Linked DNA regions of Mus musculus: region 1 is linked to region 2. Evidence: chromatin loops called from intact Hi-C (ENCODE). Cell type or tissue: heart. All regions are shown on one strand. Each heading gives the region's core, and the rest is flanking DNA. Links, peaks and the distances in the headings are about the cores only.

The links. A loop is a pair of places that touch in the nucleus more often than their neighbours do. Peaks named below come from ENCODE experiments on the same cell type or tissue, not always from the same donor. Only the 100,000 strongest peaks of a DNase experiment are listed, where the experiment ranks them.
Region 1: a loop joins it to region 2, with 2.0 times the contacts of the local background. A loop is called at or near these places in 2 of 42 quality-filtered maps.

What each region holds. Positions count from the first base shown.
Region 1 is chr16:87,262,397-87,272,381 of GRCm38, reverse strand. No RefSeq gene overlaps it. Among named protein-coding and RNA genes, the nearest start is that of Gm41484, 21 kb to the right of the region's middle. In heart, for the core only: a CTCF peak has its summit at 4,660 (motif pointing right); a DNase peak (open chromatin) is centred at 4,261; H3K27ac peaks cover 613 bases.
Region 2 is chr16:87,348,988-87,358,972 of GRCm38, reverse strand. It overlaps N6amt1 (N-6 adenine-specific DNA methyltransferase 1 (putative)), which reads right to left and starts at 4,788. Exons shown (of 6, transcript NM_026366.2): 1 at 4,587-4,788; 2 at 2,709-2,795; 3 at 1,985-2,075. The coding sequence starts at 4,720. In heart, for the core only: a CTCF peak has its summit at 4,575; DNase peaks (open chromatin) are centred at 4,522 and 4,732; H3K4me3 peaks cover 1,293 bases; H3K27ac peaks cover 1,814 bases.

The DNA.
Region 1 (9,985 bases), core at 3,283-5,782, 87 kb after region 2:
CCATTGATCTTTGGCTTGTCAATAACAACATCATGGCTATGACATCATACTTTGATGGAGGTAATTCCTCAACTGAAGTTGCCTCTTTCAAGATTTGTCAAGTCAACAACATTAGCCATCACACCTTGTAAATCTTTCCTTCCACTTTTCCAGTATAAGAGGGAACTCTCTGTATTGTGCAGTTTTTTTACACAAGTTTTTCTTGTGTGTTATAGACATATTAATATACATTTCAATGAAAATGTTCAACTTTACTCACATTGATCTGAGCTTCCAAAATTTTTAATGTATTTTGTTATTTATGGATTTATACTTATTCTTAGATATTCTATTCAGTTCTACTCTCTCCATTGATCTTCTCTTTAGTTCCTCTTAAAAATATACACACACATATGTATATTTATATATACATACATTTATATGTATATATAGTCTCTTAAAATTACACACACATATGTATATATACACATATGTTTATAATTTTAAGAGAATTTATATATACACATATATGTATATAAAATTATATATATATTGATGGTTTGTATATGCTTAGGCTAGGAAGTGGCAATATTAGGAGGTGTGGCCTTGTTGGAATAGGTATGTCATTGTAGGTGTAGCCTTTAAGACCCTCATCCTAGCTGCCTGGAAGTCAGTATTCTGCTAGCAGCCATCAGACAAAGATGTATACCTCTCAGCTGCTCCTATACCATGCCTGCCTGGATGCTGCCATGTTCCTATATTGGTGATAATGGACTAGACCTCTGAACCTGAAAACTAGCCCTAATTAAGTGTTACCCTTATAAGAGTTGCCTTGGTCATGGTGTCTTTTCACAGAAGTAAAACCCTAACTAAGATAGAAGTTGGTACCAGGGACTGGGGTATTGCTGTGATAGGCCTGACCATGCTTTTGTCTGGAAGAATGTGGATTTTGGGACTTTGGGCTTAATGGGTTATCCTAGTAAGAATATGAAAGACTTTGTTGCTGAGACTGATGTAAACTGTGCAGACCTGGCCCAAGAGAATTTAGTGGAGAAGAATTTCAGTATGTGGTATTTTGGTGAAGAATGTGGCTGCTTTTTGCCCTTGTCTGAAGAATCTACCTGAGGCTAAGGTAAAGAGATTTATATTAATTGTCTTAACAAAGGAAATCTCAAAAAATCCCAGCAGAAACATTGTTTTCTGGTTAAGTTTGATGAAGAGCATTTTGAACAAGCATAGCAAGCTCCTTAGAAAGGAAAAATATAAAATAATGGTTTCTAGTATTAAAGAGGGACCAGGAAGTGAAATAGAGCTGAGTTTTGTGTTCCAGGATATTAAATTCAATTAAGGAAGTGGTGACCTTTGGGCAAGATCTGACCCAGGTAAGTTTAGGACCAGGTGTAGTAGTGCAGGTCTTTAATTGCAGGAGACTGGGCATGCAGATCTGAGTTCAAGGCCAGCCTGGGACAAGGCAAGTTTTAGATCCAGACGTAGCGGTACATACCTTTAATTCCAGCATGTAGGAGACAGGTATGAATTCAAAGTCAATCTACAGAGCAAGTTTTAGGACAGTTAAGCTTAGTCAGTGAAGGAGTTGGAAAACAGGAAGCTGGTTATAATATAATATAACAAGGAGTCCATGTTCTAGCCCCAGGAAGCAACAGAACTTAGCATCTTTGATCATTTGGATTTATAGTCAAAGGAGAAGGAGAGTACTGGAACAATTGATGCTGGTTAGCTGGATCTACGAACTTAGTGGTGATGAAGAAGAGACCAGCGTCACTGAGGTGAAATCTTCTGTGAAGTGTTTTCTGATAGCACAAAGAAGCTGTGTTCCAGAGGTAGCCAAGGTTATAGCTGAGGCTCAGCACTGTGGGAGATCATGGAAGGCCATTGGTGAATGTGCGGACTCAGTTGCAGTCGATGGCCCAAGACTGAAGGGGTCATGCAAAAGATTTCAGGCTTGGCACCATGAAGAGAGCCTATGAGAGACTTTTAGTGAAGTCTAGTTGCAGCAGAAGAATCTAGTGTATTGTAGATGCTAGTACCATGGGATAATCACCAAGAATAGCAGCAGCAGTGGAGTGGAGTCAACCAGAGCCTAGAGTGCCACAGAAGGCAGAGCTGGAAAAGTGACACCAGCCCTTTGGTGGTGCCCAGAAGATCATGTGTGGATCCCAGACATTGAAAGAAGTTGCTTTGGAGACTCCAAGATGTTTGAGATGCCAGAGCCTTGGTCTATCTGCTAAGGAAAGCTGCTAACAGGGAGTGGAACCAGCTCAGGAGAAAGAAGTTTGTTATAGTCAACAAAGATGGAAAAGGAGTTGGTGATCTGAAGACAACTTTGACATCAGACAAGGAGATGCTGAGTTTGGAGTTTGTCCAGCTGGTTTCCTGTCTTGCTTTGGGGATTGCAGTTACATGATTGGATGAATCTCAGAAGAGAGCTTGAACTTTGGACTTTTAATATTATTGAGACTGCTATAGACTATGGGGATTTTGGAAGTTGGACTAAATGTATTTTGCATTATGGTATGTTTAGGTATAGTCCCAATAGACTCATATTTTTGAAAAGTCTATGGGGGCCAGGGAGTGGAACATGATGGTTTGAATATGCTTGGCCCAGGGAGTGGCACTATTAGGAAGTCTGGCCTTGTTGGAGTAGGTGTTTCACTGTGGACAAGGGTTTAATACCCTAGGTTTAGCTGCCTGGAAGTCAGTCTTCTCTTAGAGGCCTGCATACAAAGATGTAGACCTCTCACCTCCTCCAGTACCATGCCTGCCTGATAATGGGATACAGGTTGTTAAAGGAAATAAAATCTTTCCTCCCAAATTGTTTTTGGTCATGGTGTTTTATGACAGCAATAGAAACCCTAACTAAGACTGCAAGCGTTCCACCGTGGAGCCACATTCCAAGGCTTTTCAAATGAACAGCTTACTTATTTATTTTTGAATGAAGGTTGGCAAGGGATTCATCAGCCAGAATGTTATTTATGTTAGGGGAATTTCCTTTAGAACCTCAGTGATGTTCCACAATATCCTACTTAACTTGGATGACTCAAATGAATCTCTTAGCTAGGCTATTGAAAGTTTGTTTGAAATCCCTCACTTTTACAAATCTTGTGTTGACTTGTTTCCAGAAGCACCCTTCTCCCAGAGGTGTTCTTTAATACTTTGGCAGTTTGATTTTTCTGAGACATACATGATTCTTTTTCCTTGAGCCCCTACCCCATCCCTCCCATAATCTCACATTTCTTGATATTTACCTACAGGCTACTTTTAAAATCCACCTATTGTCCTCTTGTATAACCTCACAGCTTTGGAAAGCTTTGCATCATTCTTGAGAGTTGCAAGCAGAATTCTAGCCATACATTTCAGCCTGAGCAGCAGGTATCAGCCACAGAGAAAGGGCCCGGGTCCTTACAGTGTTGTGCTGGGTGCTGTGATTATGATTTTGCTGGAGGTGATCCTTGCTTTGCATCCATCATTGCAGTGACGAGGAAATTGACTCTAGGTTAAGCTTTGAAAGATAAGGATTTTGGGAGTTTGGGAAGATCAAGACATCTGAGGATGGAACAAACATATGAATAAAATTTATCCAAGCATCACAATCTGAAAACGACGACACAGTAACGATAAATCACTCTGTGTTTTTCTTTGACATGGAACAGTTAAGAACATTCAAGAGGGATAAATAAACTTTACTGAGAATTGGATAATAAAGTCTGGAATGCTTTTGAAAGAAACAGATGTGATGATTAATGGTGGTAAGATGGAGTGATGAACTGCTCAAACCAGACACCAGCCAAACAACACCTAACGAATTGCTTTGGACATAGATGAATACAGTAAAGGCAATATGATGTTTTCTTGGATTGATAAGAATTTCTACAAAGTTTGTGTGTTGGTTCTGTAATGTAAACAACGATACTCTCTGCCAAGTTCTATGCCCTTTAACTTTAGAACTTGTTCAGTATAGGCAGTTGGGACATATGTTTATTTCTGAAACTCGTAGCACTTATCTTTTGACTAATAGAGTTTTGATTTTCAAACCACAGAACTGTGCATTTTCTGTGTAGTTTCTCCTCTGTGCCTGAAAACCACAGAGAACATGTCTCATGAGTAGTTTGGAAACAACTGAGCTTTCTTTGACTTATGGACTGTGAGAAACTCTTAGGGCTGGCATTGGGTTGTGGGTTTGTTGCGATTTTCTTTTGCTTTCTCACTGCAACGGCATGTTCCCTGGTAACCACTCTTCCTACCCCCGAGCACTTTCTGGGGACAGGCAGGATTCCAGGAAGTACCAACTCTGATAGTGATGGATGAGTGAGTGCCAGACAGTTGGCTGTTGGGTCACTGTTCTCAAAATAGAGTTCTTGGAACATTCTGTGCCAAAGAAGGTGCTCACTTGCTCAAGAGATTCTTTGAAAGTCACTTTCTCTCTTTCATTGCACTCTTGTCTCCTAAAAGGACTCATGGTATCACTCAAAAAAGGTGTCATAAAAAAGAGTATTAAAACAGATATAGATAATTACAGCCCGTAAAGATCCAGTGGGCATTAGAAAACAACCAGACCAAACTGTGGGTCTTAGCATGTGGAATGTCTGGGCTTGGCAGTTCTGTTGAAGGACCTTCTCTATTGCAGAATGCTGAAAAGCATCTCTGCTTCTCCCCAGTAGAAGGCAGTAGACGCCTCCAGTTGTAAACCTATCTCCAGATACCGTCAAGTATCTCTTAGAGGAAAAGTTGCCCTTGGTTGAGAATATCTGCTTTAGATTAACAGGACAATATCAGATACTGTACTGCAATCATGTCGTCTCTCCTGAAATCATAAAACTCCAGAGATTCTGAGTCTCAGTATTTCACTATGGTGCTTAGCTGCCATGCTGCCTGTTTGCAGAGCATTGTGATGGTAGACATAGCAGTGAGCTGCATCTGGAATTCAAACCTGGATGCCACTTACAGGCTGTGTGGTACTCGAGTCTCGATATCTATACCTGTAAAGTGGAATAATAGCGCTATTTGCGAGGAGTTACCGACATGGCTCCTGAAGTAGGTCCACAATGTCTGGTATGTAGTAAGTGCTCTATAAATCGTAGACAGTTGGGGCTGGGTTTTTGGTTTGTTTGTCTTATTTCTCCATCCTGAGTCATGGTTCGAGTAAGTGAAGGGAGATTTGTTGGGTGGAGAGGCAGATCTACGTACCATTAACAACAGGCTTCCTAAGGGTTTAGTCTTGCTTCTGGAAAGGTTTCAGTGTCTTCAGATACTCAATTAACTCTAAGACTGAAAACATGTAGAATGGAATAAATTGAAAATACAAGGGCAAGAGGAATACAGGGGTTTAAAGGGTCTAAATGACTTGGGCGGTGAGATAATAGGAAAAAGCCTACCAGAGAGATATTTTCACTACTGACCATGAGCATAGTGGACTGTGAGTGAGTCCAGATGTGCGGGGGGTGGGGTGGGGGTGGGGAGGAAGGAGCTCAGTCCTCACCTGAGGTTTCCTGTATCACAAAGCTCTGTTCTAGGGATATAAATACAAACCACCCCCATAAGGACAAATTCAATGAGAGACATGCTTACTATGGCTTTAGAAATGGCATTGCAATGTGCTCAGGGTGCTTGGGGTATGACTCTGAAAAATACAAATCTAATAATAAAGCAACCCGTTAGCCCAAAAGCAGAGATTGTGACATTTATAAGCAACTCACTAAGTGAAACCATTGGTCAAGGGAAGCTTGTTTAGAAATAACTGTAAATAGAAGATCATAAGAGTTAGAAAGCTTTAAATTTTCATTCCTGGAACCAGGCAGCTAGTGCTTGAGCAAAATAACTTTAGTACATGCAAGGGCATTTCCACTTAGGATAAGAAAGCCTTTAGTTCATATGTTTTGTAGAGAAGAATTTTGAATTCATTGGATTCCTGTTTCAGTTATTATAAACAAGTAGGAGACAAGAGGATCTCTTCCAATGGGAAATACTCAAATTTGAAGGGATTAAAATGTCTGTAATGAACTTGTATAATCATTACAGGAAATCACAGCCTCACTTTCTTATGTTAGAAAATGTCCTCCTGCCATTGAAAATATAGTAGTGTCTCAGGATGAATGTCTTGGGACACTTGTAAGGTGCAAAACTTCCTGCTTTATTCTGCTTTGTTGAAGGTTTAGTAGGACCCCTGACCATCATATGGAGGAAAGAACAAAGTGCTGTGCTGTGAACTGAAGGATGAGCGCCAAACCGTGTGCCAGCTTACTGACAGAGTTGCACAAAACATTTACAACTGGACAAGTGCTTAAAATCACCCAAGGACAATGTCGGAAGCTACAAGAAAGAGACAGTCTTGTTTTGGAACTTACTGTTCCCAGCAGGCTTCAGATAACTAATGTCTGGAGGCATCTTGTGTCTATTATTGAGATAGCCAGAATCCTTTCTAGTATATAAAATGCAGCTGGACCTGTGTCTGTCTATTAGGGCTTCTATAACAAAAATATGGCACACAAAGTGATTTAAACACTACTTTTTTTTCTTTTTTTGTCACTGTGCAGAGTCTGGAAGTTTCTCTCTTTGGCATGCAGGCTACCACTGCTGCTTTGCCCTTACAGAGCTTTTTCTTTGTGCATGTTCAAGTTCTTCCTATTTGTCCAACACAATTGTTGTTCTTTCACTTATGACCTTGTTTGCTAATTACCTTCTTAAATACCCATACCCAAATAAAGTCAGTGTCAGCAGACAAATTCTAGGAAGGCTGCACAACAATGGCCTTCCTCCATTGAGATGCTGGTGGGGCCTTGGGGCCTGTGAGATAGTTCATAGGCTGAGCTCCAGCTGAGCCAGAGGAGAAGCTACATCCTCCTCCTGCACCCTGTCCAGACAGGCTGACCATGGGAAGAAGGGTTTAAAGTTCCAGGTAAGTTTCAACTAAGTTTTGTGCCATTTAGTAGATAGAATCAATATGGGAAATATCAAACTCATGGAATTTAAGATTTTATCAATTTATATATTCAGCAAAAATTGTTTTTATAAAGTAAAAACAAAGCAAGTAAGCAGACAAACAAAACTAACCAACCAACCAGTCAACTAACCGACCAACCAACGAACTAACCACCTAACCAATTAACTAACTAATCAATCAATCAATCAATCAATCAATCAATCAATCAAGCAACCAACCATCCATCCAACCACAACCAACCAACCAACCAACCAACCAATTAACCAACTAACCAAGCAAGCAACCAATTAACCAACCAACCAACCACCAACCAACCTTGGAGTTGGAGAGATGTTTTGTTGTTGAGAGCACTGGCTGCTCTTTCAGAAGACCTGGATTTCAGTGTGTAAGAATGCTCATTCTTTCTCGGACTACCCATGCCTGCCTTCTCCGTAACATGGCAGAGCGTAACGGCTCCAGTTAAGAGTGCGAAATACAAAGTCTAAAAACTTCCCTTTCTAGTCCCTTACTAGAAGGAGTTTATAAAAACATTTGTGGAAGCTGGGTATTTGTGATACACCCTTTTAATCCCGGTACTAAGGAGGCAGAGGCAGGAAGATCTCTTTTGAGTTCCAGGCCAGGGCTACGGAGTTATAGCTTGTCTCATGACAGAACAGGACAAGATAGAACAGAACAGGCTTGCAGATTTGAGAAACTGGTGCTTGTACTGGCTGGTTTTATGTGTCAATTTGACACAGGCTGGAGTTGTCACCGAGAAAGGAGCTTCAGCTGGGGAAATGCCTCCATGAGATCTAGTTGTGGGGCATTTTCTCAATTAGTGATCAAGGGGGGGGGCCCTTTGTGGGTGGTACCATCCCTGGACTGGTAGTCTTAGTTCTATAAAAAAGCAAGCTGAGCAAGCTAGGGCAGGCAAGCCAGTAAGTAATATCCCTCCATGGCTTCTGCATCAGCTCCTGCTTTCTGACCTGCTTGAGTTCCAGTCCTGCATCCTTTGGTGATCAATAGCAATGTGAAAAGTGTAAGCTGAATAAACCCTTTCCTCCCCAACTGCTTCTTGGTCATGATGTTTGTGCAGGAATAGAAACCCTGACTAAGACAGTACTAACCTTGACTTTTGTCCCTTCCTTGATTCTAGCAAGACAGTATGAAGCTTAAATGAAGCTTCAACCATCTCCAAAAATATCTTTTCATGTGCAAGGATTTTCTTTCTGTCAGCGCTCTCATCCAGAAAATGGGGACCTGCTCTTGCAGTCTGTTATCTGTGCTCTCTTAACTGCCATGTTTTGAACTCTATATTTTGTGTGGTAATTTGTACAATAAGAAAATAAATCCATAAACAAAGCTGTCCCATGTGATCCCAGATCATAGTGATATCTGTTCATTCCACGTGAAGCAGCAGATCTCCCCAAAGAACCAGCCAATTAATTTGTGATGGCCAGTACGTGAAAATGCTGGGCTACAAACAGACAGAGAGGTGGAAAGACAGACAGACAAAGATATAAAGGAACAAATAAACACTGTCAAGCTCTTCCATACAGACAGCAGTAGCAGAGCTTAAGCCGAGCACAAGATCCATCCTATCACAGGGGCCTGGCTGCATGCCAGGAAACTGTCCTGAATCCTAGGACCTTGGAATTCAGAGGGACATCAGAGGACACCTCCTCGCTGACGTGCCAATTTCATTTTGGGATTCAATTGTGCTGGCTCTCAGCTGCCTAGAGGAACAAGAGCCCTGCATGGTCTGGCAGCCTCTGAGGGGCCCCACTAGGAGTTCCTGCTTCCCCTCTTGGACGTAGCTACTGGCTTGTGTGCTTTCTGGATCTAAATGTGTAACATTTCTGGACTCACAAGCCTCTCAGGTCTTGCCCACTGGCCAGCTCTTTCCCTAATACCTGGAACCTATTTTTAGGTGACCTACAGTGGAGAGATTTGACATGTAATTTTCATGCCTGAGGGTTGAATTTGACAGGGAACGTTACAAAGAATTGAATGCAATGCAACTCACACATTAGTGAGCGCACACTGATTTTTCTTTTCTTGACTGCCTACTAAGACTTTCTATTTTAAGTCGTTCTTCATCTTCTTCTTCTTTTTTTTCAGTGCCATTTTCTAAAAGTTTTCCCCAACTTCACTGGTCTTGTTTGCCAGTGCTGTGCCCTTCACTGCCTACGGATTTCCTCTCTGTCACCTGCTGCCAGCCTGCTTGGTTCTCTGTGACGAGTGAGGGAGCGTGCTTGCCAGCTTCCTCTCTGTCTTTTCCAGGTTGCTTTATACAATGACTCCTTTACTGTAACTACGTTCCCTTCCTAGTGTCTGGACTGTGAATATATGGATCGGATCAGGTTGTCCGACCCAAACTGATTATGGAGTACAACTCATTCTTGATCCTGCCTTATGCCTCTCCTCTTCTCAAGTTTCCTTTACTTTCCTTCCATCACCCTCCCTCCCCATCTGCAGTATATTGCAAAAGTGCCCAGAATATGCAGCCATAAAGTCTAAATATCTCATATCCTTCGGCTTTTCCCCCTTAGGACAAAAGTACATACGTAGGACCACAGATTTATTCTTCCATTTTCTTAAAACTGACTCTCTCTCTCTCTCTCTCTCCACACACACACACACACACACACACACACACACACACACACACACACACACACACACACACGATAAGTGACATCTAGCCCACCACTCAGGTCCTTTGAAGAGCTGAGTGAAATGATGCATAAAGCACTTTGCAGTGGAGTGGCAAGGGAGAGACTCCAGCATGAGCTAGAGAATATACATAAAGGAATTTCTGCCTCAGGCCTGGAATGGGTGACCTGTGCGGAGAGCATTTTCAGTGCATGAAATAAAATAGAAAGAACAAAATTTTACAAATCTGTGTGAAGTGAAAGTGGACGAGAGAGGCAGAGATGTTTGCATAGGAAGGTGCAAAGACTGGAAGTTAAGACATTAAGTGGATTAGCGACTATCTGGAGCTCTTGTGTATTTGTAGGCGCACCTTGGTTGGGGTATGAGGTGGCCACTGGGTGGGCAGGCATGGGG
Region 2 (9,985 bases), core at 3,144-5,643:
GTGAGACTTTTATATCCCCCACCTCCACCCCAGAAAATTAGCATGGAGAGCAGTGTTTCTCGTGTCTACCTAGCCTGCTATTATGCCTTTCCTTATGAACAGCATTTCACTGTTGAGACACAAGGTATCCCGCAAAGCTAAGACTATTCAAGTCCTACTAGTACCCTTGGAATGTCTTAACAACTTAAAAGATACTTGAGACTTAAAAGGTCTAATCCGAATTTCTTAAAACAAAACAATGAAGGGCTGGAGAGATGGCTCAGCAGTTCAGAGCACTGGCTGCTCTTGCAGAGGACAAAGGTTCAATTCCCAGTACCCACATTGTGGCTAACAACCATGTGTAACTCTAGTCCCAAGGGATCCAATACCCTCTTCTGGCCTTGGTGGGCACTGGAGAAATGTGGTGCAGAGACATACACACAGGCAACACACACACACACACACACACACACACACACAGTCTTAAAACTTTTTAAAAAAATTATAAAAAAAAATAAGGCAATTGAGTAGGGGTGTAGTCGTCCTCTAAAGAGGTAGAGGCAGGAGAAGATAGAATTGAAGTTATCTACAACTACATAGAAAGTTCAAAGACAAACCAGGACACAGAGAGAACTGTCTAAAGAAAGAAATGAATAACCTGTCAATCATTTTGCTTGTCCCCAGGATCCGTGCTCCCTTGTTTCTGCTTATGTCTCCTCGGCTTTTGATGGGACTGGTGTGGTCTGAATGGGAATGGCGCCACACACTCGTATGCCTTGCCTGGAGGTGGTTTTTCAGATCTTGAGGTTTCAAAAGCCAAGGCCGGGCCCAGTTGTGTCCTGCCCTGTCCCTACTTCCCGTCTCTCCTTCCTTCATCCTGCAAACCCTCCACTTCCTCACTACAATAGAAAAGTACCGTAGACAGGGACACTGTGTCTCCTCTCACTCTCAAGCTTGGGTAGGATCTACTGTGACCCAGGTCAAAGTCACTCTTCAAATTCCCGGAACACACGACCCATGTGGTTCCAAACAACTCTCATCCCAAGAATAAACTTCTTCATGGGGACTTGCTAAAAATTATACACAGAGATGCAAACATCTTGTTATTATGAGATGCCAGAGGGACCCCAGAGGGAAACTCAGAGCTAAGAAGAAAATGTGTGATGTCATCTGAGTTTCTGTGCTAGCTGTGCATTATGTGTTTTAGGCTTAAGCCAGTTTGAACTGAATACAGTCACATGTAGTCATGCTTATGGTCAACCGGTAACTCCAGCATTTACCTAATATCAAATGGCCAGATTTGAAAGCATTCATACAGACTGAGCAGGTTCTATTTAGGAATATATGTACACACACACACACACACACACACACACGCGTGTGTGTGTGTGTGTGTGTGTGTGTGTGTGTGTGTGTGCGTGTGTACTTAAGTATGTAACAACAATTAATGAAGAAAAGAGACCAGGAATTTGAAAGAGAGCAAGCAGGGGTATATGGGAGGATCTGGAGGAAGGAAAGGGAAGGGGGAAACTATGTAATTATATTATAATCTTAAAAGTAAAGAAAGCCGGGCATGATGGCGCACGCCTTTAATCCCAGCACTTGGGAGGCAGAGGCAGGCGGGTTTCTGAGTTCGAGGCCAGCCTGGTCTACAGAGTGAGTTCCAGGACAGCCAGGGCTACACAGAGAAACCCTGTCTCAAAAAACCAAAAAACAAAAACCAAAAAACAAAACAAAACAAAAAACAACAAACAAACAAACAAACAAACAAAAAACCAAAGAAAAAAGTAAAAGAGAAAAATTTTAATTAAAAATTAAAAAAAAAAAAAGAGTTCAAGGTCATCTGTGTCTGTATAGGAAGTTTGAGGCTAGCCTGGGCTACATGCCACTTTGTCTCATACAAACAAAACAAAACAAAACTAATTCCTTAAGTGTATTTCCACTAAAAGTGACTGACCATCAATGAATCGAAATCGATCACTACTGAACGAGGATTAATGCTCACCAAATCTGTGATCACTGGCTGAACATGGACTCTGTTACAGCGTGCTGTTTCCAAGGTACATGCGGCTGCCTCAGGGTTGATATCAGTGCACCTATCAACGCGAGACAGAGGGAAAGATCAGGAGGATGTCTGGAAGCAGACAGTGTACCAGCAGACTCCTGCTGGGGTAAAGTTAGGAATGCTTTCTTAACTCGAACATGGTGTTGGGAAAAAAAAATCCAGAATGTTTTCATAATGGCAAAGAAAAAGCAAGCAAAGGCTTGTTATAACAAAGGCAAGCATTGCTGAAAAATCTGCCCACACTCATCTGAAACGGCCAGCAAATGAAAAGGGAAAGAGATCGCTGCCCGGACACTGCCACACAAACGACATAGGCGGTAACGAGCTGCAAGAAACACATTTGTCCCACGTATGGTAAAATCTTCTGCTGTTTCCTCCTGGCTTTTGTATTCTCAAGTTCTCTGCAAGGACATTCAACTTTGCACCTATTTTACAACAGACAAACTGTTTACCTGAGAACGATTAAAAGTAGAGATAGCATAAAGTTGTGTTGCTTCTAAAATCACACAGCACGAAGGAGTGAACGGGAGGCTACAGCTGGGGGCCAGCATAAGCTGTGACTTGAGTCCTCACTATCAGAGACGTATTGTCTATTTAAAATGTTCCACTTGAGCTGCTGCAGTCACAGAGACCCAGGAGGGGTGGAGGAACATCACATACTCACATGTATAAGGCCCGAGGACCTATCATGGAGGCCAGGAATGCAGACACCACACCAGATCCTGCTCCTACTTCAAGGCATATTTCCACTCTAACAACAAAAACAAAGTATTTAGTTCCTTCTTATGAAGATAATTCTTCATGGAAGACAACTCTCATGCCATATAATGTATTTCCCCAGCACCATCACTCACTTGCAAATATGTGGGAATAAAAGGGATTTACCATTTCTGGCAACTACTTAGTGCTTATTATTTCATAGCTCAAGCATGCTAATAGTTTAGGTGTGTACAGTATTTAAATTGAAGTACTTAAATAAACCCAGCAGCATATCCTAGGGTTTGCTAAAAGCCTTCCATCTACCTAGATACATGAATAACAAAGACCTCTCTCCCTACGAGAGTACTGTGTTGGGCAAGTACTTCAGTGTCTGATCTTAGAATGCCAATAATCTTAGCTTTCTAAATTTAAAAATCTTATATAACTTTCCAATAAATGTATTTCCTTTGATCACTATCAGTGTGTCAAAAGCACTACTTAATTTCCATGACTGATTGGCCTGATGACATTTACAAGATTTTTCTGTCACTTAACTGTTCAAACAACTCAAGAAGAAGTTACAGTATTTCCTTTTTACCTTTAGAATCAGCCACATATCTATGTGACCCACATAACAGGACACGCAAGCCACTAGTGGGTCATAGTAAAGTCTGTGAATCTTACCAGGTGCCTTCTTTATGGAAATAATCATTACGGTCTCAAAAATAACTAGAATTCCTAGCCTTTGTAACAAGGTCAGCTCTATTACAGCATACGAAGCAATGCAATTTGTAGCTGTAAATTTTTCTGAGCTGTTTTGAGCATTCAAGTTACAATTCAGTGCTCCACGAGATATTCCAGTAGCTCAAAATGCTCCACCATCTATGAAGAAAGACTGGTTTTATAGGCAGAAAAAAAGTGACAATATAAATAAACATGATGGCTATTTCGTTCTGGAGACACCCAGTAGGAATCTTGGCCATTAAGTTAATGACCCATATTCTTTCGGCAAACTATTTTATTAGAGTGATTATATGTATGTGTGCAGAATGGTCCTCAGCATTGTAACTGAACCTCCAAGAACAACCTGTAGTAGTTTCTGAGGCCGGAACTCAGGTCTGCAGGCTTGACAGCGAGTGCCTTTACCAGCTGAGCCATCTTTCCCGTTCTCAGCTCAAATTCTTTTCTCAGAAAAGTTAACATGTGGGCATTTACTATTTATGTCAATTAAAGCTATGGCCAATCCTTCAACAAATCAGGCTAGTGAAAATCCTACCGGCGGAGGCACGTGACTATTTAAACCTTCCCTAATAGTTCTAACCACATGCAACTAAAATTCTAACAGTTCAATTAAAAAACAAAACAAAACAAAAAAATCCCAGTTGCAATAACACTTTAAGTGCTCAGACGGCTAGTGGTTGTTCCTTGACTAGGTTGAGTGAATTTAATAGTTCACTGATCCTTATGTGTTCTTCCTTTGCTAGAGGATGTTATTCTTGCACTAAGGCGAGTTTTACATATTCACTTAAAAAAATTAAAATAGAAAATTAGGAAAGTTTTGGGACATCTTGCTTCTGGTTGCTAAACTCCGGCTGCTCCTCAGAGGCGCGTTTACATTCTTCAGATTAACAGCTAAAAGGCAGGGCAGGGTGACCTTGAAGCCGCAGGAACATCTGAGCGATGCTCTAACCCCAGCCCGCCGGACACGCCTCCTTTACCCCTCTCTGCTGTCAATCACCAGAAAGTAGGCCGGCCCACCACTTCCGGAGGAGGGCGGCAAGTTCCGGCTTCCGCCTCCCGGCCACCCCGTTCTCTCCCCCTGAGGCGCGCACCCTCCTCGCACCCTGCTAGCTCGGCCGCCGCCGCCTCGAGCGCGTCCAGTAACAGGAACGTGTCCTCCGCTGGCTCGTACACGTCGCGGAAGGCTCCGCGACCCACGTGCCCGTACAACGGCGTGGGGACACTCGGCGCCGCCATCTTTTCCCTTCCGCTTCCTATGGGCGGGCGTTGAGTACGCACGCGTCAGGCTTGCTGCGCATGCGCTTTTGTCTTACACTGGGTGGCGTTTGGGGTGAAAGAGCTTGTTGGGCTCTCTGGAACTTTTAAGCAACCTCTAACATCCGTTTTCAACTTGTGCTTACTTTTATCGGCTACCCTAATATTGAGCATCGTCAGTTATTTTGTACTAAGGTGACTGCTTTATTCTAATGACATTTGGAAAGTTTCTTCCCTTTTAAACTTGTAAGCACTTGCAAAAATAGTGTTTACAAAATTTATTGTTTTTTAAGCAACTGAAATGTAAATACCCATCTATAAGATTATGACTACTTTTATTTGCTTAATTTTGTTATACAGATTCTCACTGTCTTGGAATTTACTATGTAGGCCAGTCTGGCCAGGAACTCATAGTGATCCTCCACCTGCCTCTGTCTCCTGAGTGCTGGGACTATAAAAGCTGTGGCACCATGCCCAGCTTTTATGACTTTTAATTTTTATTTTGTATTTGACAATATTATACATGGATAACACTTTCATTCATTGAAATTATAGTTTGGGCTGGGCTGTGGTGGCTCTTGCCTTTAATCCCAGCACTCTGGAGACCGAGGCAGGCAGATCTCTGCTTGTTCTACAAAGAGAGTTCCAGGACAGCCAGGGCTACATAAAGAAATCCAGTCTCCGAAAAACAATGAAACAAAACAGAGACAATGGTTTGGAGGGCTGGGGAAGTGCTCAGGGGTTGAGACCTTGTACTGCACTTGAAGAAGACAAAAGTTTGGTTTCCTGCACCTTTGTTTGGTGGCTCACAACTCCCTATAACCCCAGCTCCAGGTTGTTGCTCTTCCTGCGTCAGTGTCACTGTTGTGCCCATACATACAGGCAAAAAAATAACATACAGAAAATCATAGTCTTTAAAAAAATGTAAGGGGCTGGAGAGATGGTTCTGGAATAAGGCTATTATTGAGGACTAGAATTTGGTCCCCAGTACCCACAGCAGGTGGTTCACAAACAGAGTAACTCCAGTTCCTGGGAGTTAAATCTTCTGTTCTCTGGCGGCATCACAAATACAGACTTGAAAATGGCAAGAAAGCTCTGCTGGTAAAAGGCAGGTAGGTGCTGCCAAACCTGAGCACATGGAGCAGGTCCCTGAGACTCACACAGTGGAAGGAGAAAACCTATTCTTAGAGTTCTCAGACCTCCAAGGGTATGGCAGCATACATGTGCACACATGCACAAACATCTAAATATAATACGGAAATATTTTTTTAGAGTGTCATGTGCCGCGAGAATTTGTTATTTTCACATGCATCCTTAAAATGTCTTTGGCATACAAGCAATGAAATGAAATAGCCGTTCTTTCTCAGTTGTTTCCCAGAGGATTTGTTTTTATGTATGTGAAGGTTGACTTTGCTCCAGGTTTGTCTGTTGCAATTCTTGAGACTGACATCCTTAGTGTTCTCCCACTGCTGTACACACAGTTCCTGGTGGGAGATCTGTTAGTGGACATACGGTTCAGTTTCTCTGGATAGTGCCCCATCACTCTCCAAACTAACCATACTTGTGTATACTCCTAACATCTTTTGGTGGCAGATTTATGAGTTGATCTAATATTAGAGATTTGTTTTAGATTGATTTGGTCCGATTGCTGATTGAGGTTAAGCCTGGGTTCATATGTCCATCTAGGGAATTTCTTCCTTTGTGACTTGTATGTACTTTCATGCTTAATTGTCCCCCCCTTTTTTTTTTTTTTTTTTTTGCAGGGGAGGGATGACAGGGTATCATTGTATAGCCTTGGCTGGTCTGACTAAATCACAGAGACCCCCCTAGCTTCTACCTTCTGCCTCCCAAGTGCTGTGATTAAGGGCATGAGCCACCATGAATGGCTGCACTCTTTTGTTTGTTTGTTTGTTTGTTTGTTTTTGATCCTGGGCATTGAGCCTAGGTTTTCAGACATGATATGTACACATTTTACCCCCAAACTATATTCCCAGCCTGGCCCCTATTTTTATTTATTTATTTTTTTACTTATTATTTTTGAGAGAGGGTCTCAGTAGCCCAGCCTGGCCCCTATTTTTATTTATTTTTTACTTATTATTTTTGAGAGAGGGTCTCAGTAGCCCAGACTGGCCTCGAGCTTGCTGTGTTGCTTAGAAGCTTGAGCTTCTGCTTCTCCTGCCTTCCCCTGCTCTACATTGGGACTCTAGGTTTATCCCACCATACCCTGTTGATTTGGTGCTGGGGATCAAACTCAGGACCTTGTGCATGCTAGGTAAGCACGGTAGCACTGAGCTACATCCCTGCACAGCTTTTAGGATTTTGGGAGAGGGAGTCTTGACCTGCCTTTCAAGCTACTCAGTATAGTTTCCTATTCCCTGGCCCAGTGCTTGTACTCATCCTTCTAGTCTGAGAGTTGGGGGCGGGGCTCAGACTTCTGATGGATTTGATGCTGATGGGCTCAGTCACTCTGGTGACTGCTCTGGTTGCTTTGGGACTCTCTCCAACGCCCATCTATGTCCACAGGGTCCACATTTGGTAGTGGATTCTTGATTCCGTGGCTTTCTGACCACCATGAATGGGCCAGAAGCTCAGTTGTGTAGTTGTAAGAGGTACTTTTGGAAGCTCACTCCAAAGCTGATCTTTGAACCTCTCAAAGTTGGCTGTCTTACCCCTTGGCTATCCTGTAATGAATTCCTTTTAGATTAAACTAACTAAAAATGGGTTTCATGAGTGCAGAACTACCACCAACACTTGATTTTCTGGTTTGGTGCAGTAATACTATATTTCCAAGAGGTTTAAAATTGATTATGGTAAGAATATTTGGTTCCATCACTGGTCATGGTTTTTGGTGAGATTGTGTTAAGATCATATACCAGTCATTCATTAACTATGGTCACTGGTTGCACTTTCTCTTTGTAGTCAGAATTAAGTTTTCTTAGAGGCATCAGAGCTCAATGGCAAGCTACAATAAAGTTTATTTCTAAACTGATGAAGACTTTGGTCCAAGACTATTTTAGCATGACATATACCTGTTCTGTTTTCTGGTAAGAGATAGTTCTTGTCACACCTTAGCCTGGCTTATATTTTAAAGGAAATCACAAGTTGCAGTCAGCTCTATTTGTGATATGAAGGAGTGGCTCCAACCCTAACATAATTTCATCACTCAGTATAAGGGAACTGTAAGCACTCCAGTTAACCCTGCTTAAGTTTAGTACTGAAATATTGTGAGATTTAAATTAGGGCTTTTTTGGTGCTTGTTGAAGTTCAGTTATAAACATTTACAATCATAGGATTTTTTCAAAGTGGCTTTTGCCTCTGTAAAGTCATTTGATCATAATCAAAACACTATGACACAGACTGGAAGACTTTCAAAGACATCCCTTGATAAAGACCTGCTAGGCAAAATGATCAAGAGAACTCTTAAAGTTAACACTAAAGATGAACCTGACTGAAAAATGCACAAAGTTGATAACCCTAAGAGTGTATTAGTGGCACACATACCATAGCAGCAACCAGCAGCTCTTTACTTGGACTTAAGATCTACTCAACAAGAAGGAAATCATGCCTGCTATGGGAAATCTTCGAAACTCAGCACTAGTGATGTCAAGGACATTGGGGTTACAACCTCTAGTTTACTAAACCATCATGATCCCTAACAACAATCTATAAATATTTGTCCTTATACTCACAGATAAGTGTAGCTTTTACTCTTCATCAAGGAAACTTCTGTTTGCAGCAGGTGGAGAGGAGAGCACCACAGAAAAACACAACCAATCAAAATGCAGGGTTGTGGAGCCCAGCCCCAAAAGATACACCTACAGAACACTCCTGCACCTAAAGCTCAGGGGACATTTCAGAAGAGGGCAGAGAGATTGTAGCAGCTAGAGGAGAGATTGTAGCAGCTCGAGGAGAGATTGTAGCAGCTAGAGGATTCGGGAGTTTGTTGTGCAATTGTTTCTCCTAGTAACTTCAGAAGCTACACCCATAAACTCTTGCCAATATTTCTGCCCAAACGTGAGCAGAACAAGGATTGACATAAGTGGACATGCAGAAAAGCCCACGAAGCCTCAACTCTCCACAAAGAACTAAAGATAACTGAGGAAAGCTAAGAGCAGGAGAGATGGTCTTCCTTGGGGAGGAGCACAGCTATTGATTGTTCAGTGCCAAATGGTCAGCCCTGAAAACTTACACATAGAGAGCATTGTACTGACTGAACGTTTATTTTATGACAGCCTGTTTTTAGGAACATGTCAGTATACATATGTGCATTCAATAACAATGACAAATGAGAAGGAGAGTGAGGAGGGCTACAAGAAAGGGTTTGGAGGCAGGAAAGGGGAGGGGGAAACATAATTTACCATAATCTCAAGTATTAGAAAAGATTTTCAAACTTGTAAAATATCCTCCTCCTAACATAAAAATGTACGAATGACCTAAAGAGATAGCTCACTCAAGAAGACGTACAGATGTCAAGCATATGAAAGCTGTTCTCACGCACATGTCATTAAAACTGCAAATTCAGTCAACCACAAGATGGTAGTAGGGTTCTCTAGATGCCCAGAACTGATAAAATGAACACATGTTAAAATATTTATTATGGGGGCTGGAGAGGTGGCTCAGTGGTTAAGAGTACTGACTACTCTTCCAGAGGTCCTGTGTTCAAATCCCAGCAACCACATGGTGGCTCACAACCATCTGTAATGAGATCTGAGTGCCCTCTTCTGGTGTGTCTGAAGACAGCTACAGTGTACTCATATACAATAAATAAATCTTTAAAAAGTATTTATTAGAGTGGCTTACACAGTACACTCATGTTAGTCTCATAATATTCTCCTGCACACCTAAAACACACAGCCATGTCCACTGGCAACAGCAGGAGCCACGAAGGCAGCACATGTGTCTGGCACAGCTCCGTGCTATGATCGCTCTCGTTCTGTCTCTCACTCTCATGTTTTTGTCTCTGTGTGCTTCATTCTTGGGGACTTTATGCGTGATGTTTCACTTTATGTCTTTTCCTGAGAAAATCATGTTTGCGTCTTACAGGGACTTATCCCCTCTGGTTTTAGGGAAATACCTTTATCTGGCCCATTTGGATATCTTCCTTATGCACTGGAGATTGTGCTAAGCACTCACCTAGGAATTTCTAAATAAGTCCACGACTCCAGAATCTTCTGGGGGCATCCGCCTCTAAGCAAACTCAAACAGTGCAATTGGTGCAGGGTAAACAGAGACAGCTGATAAAATCTG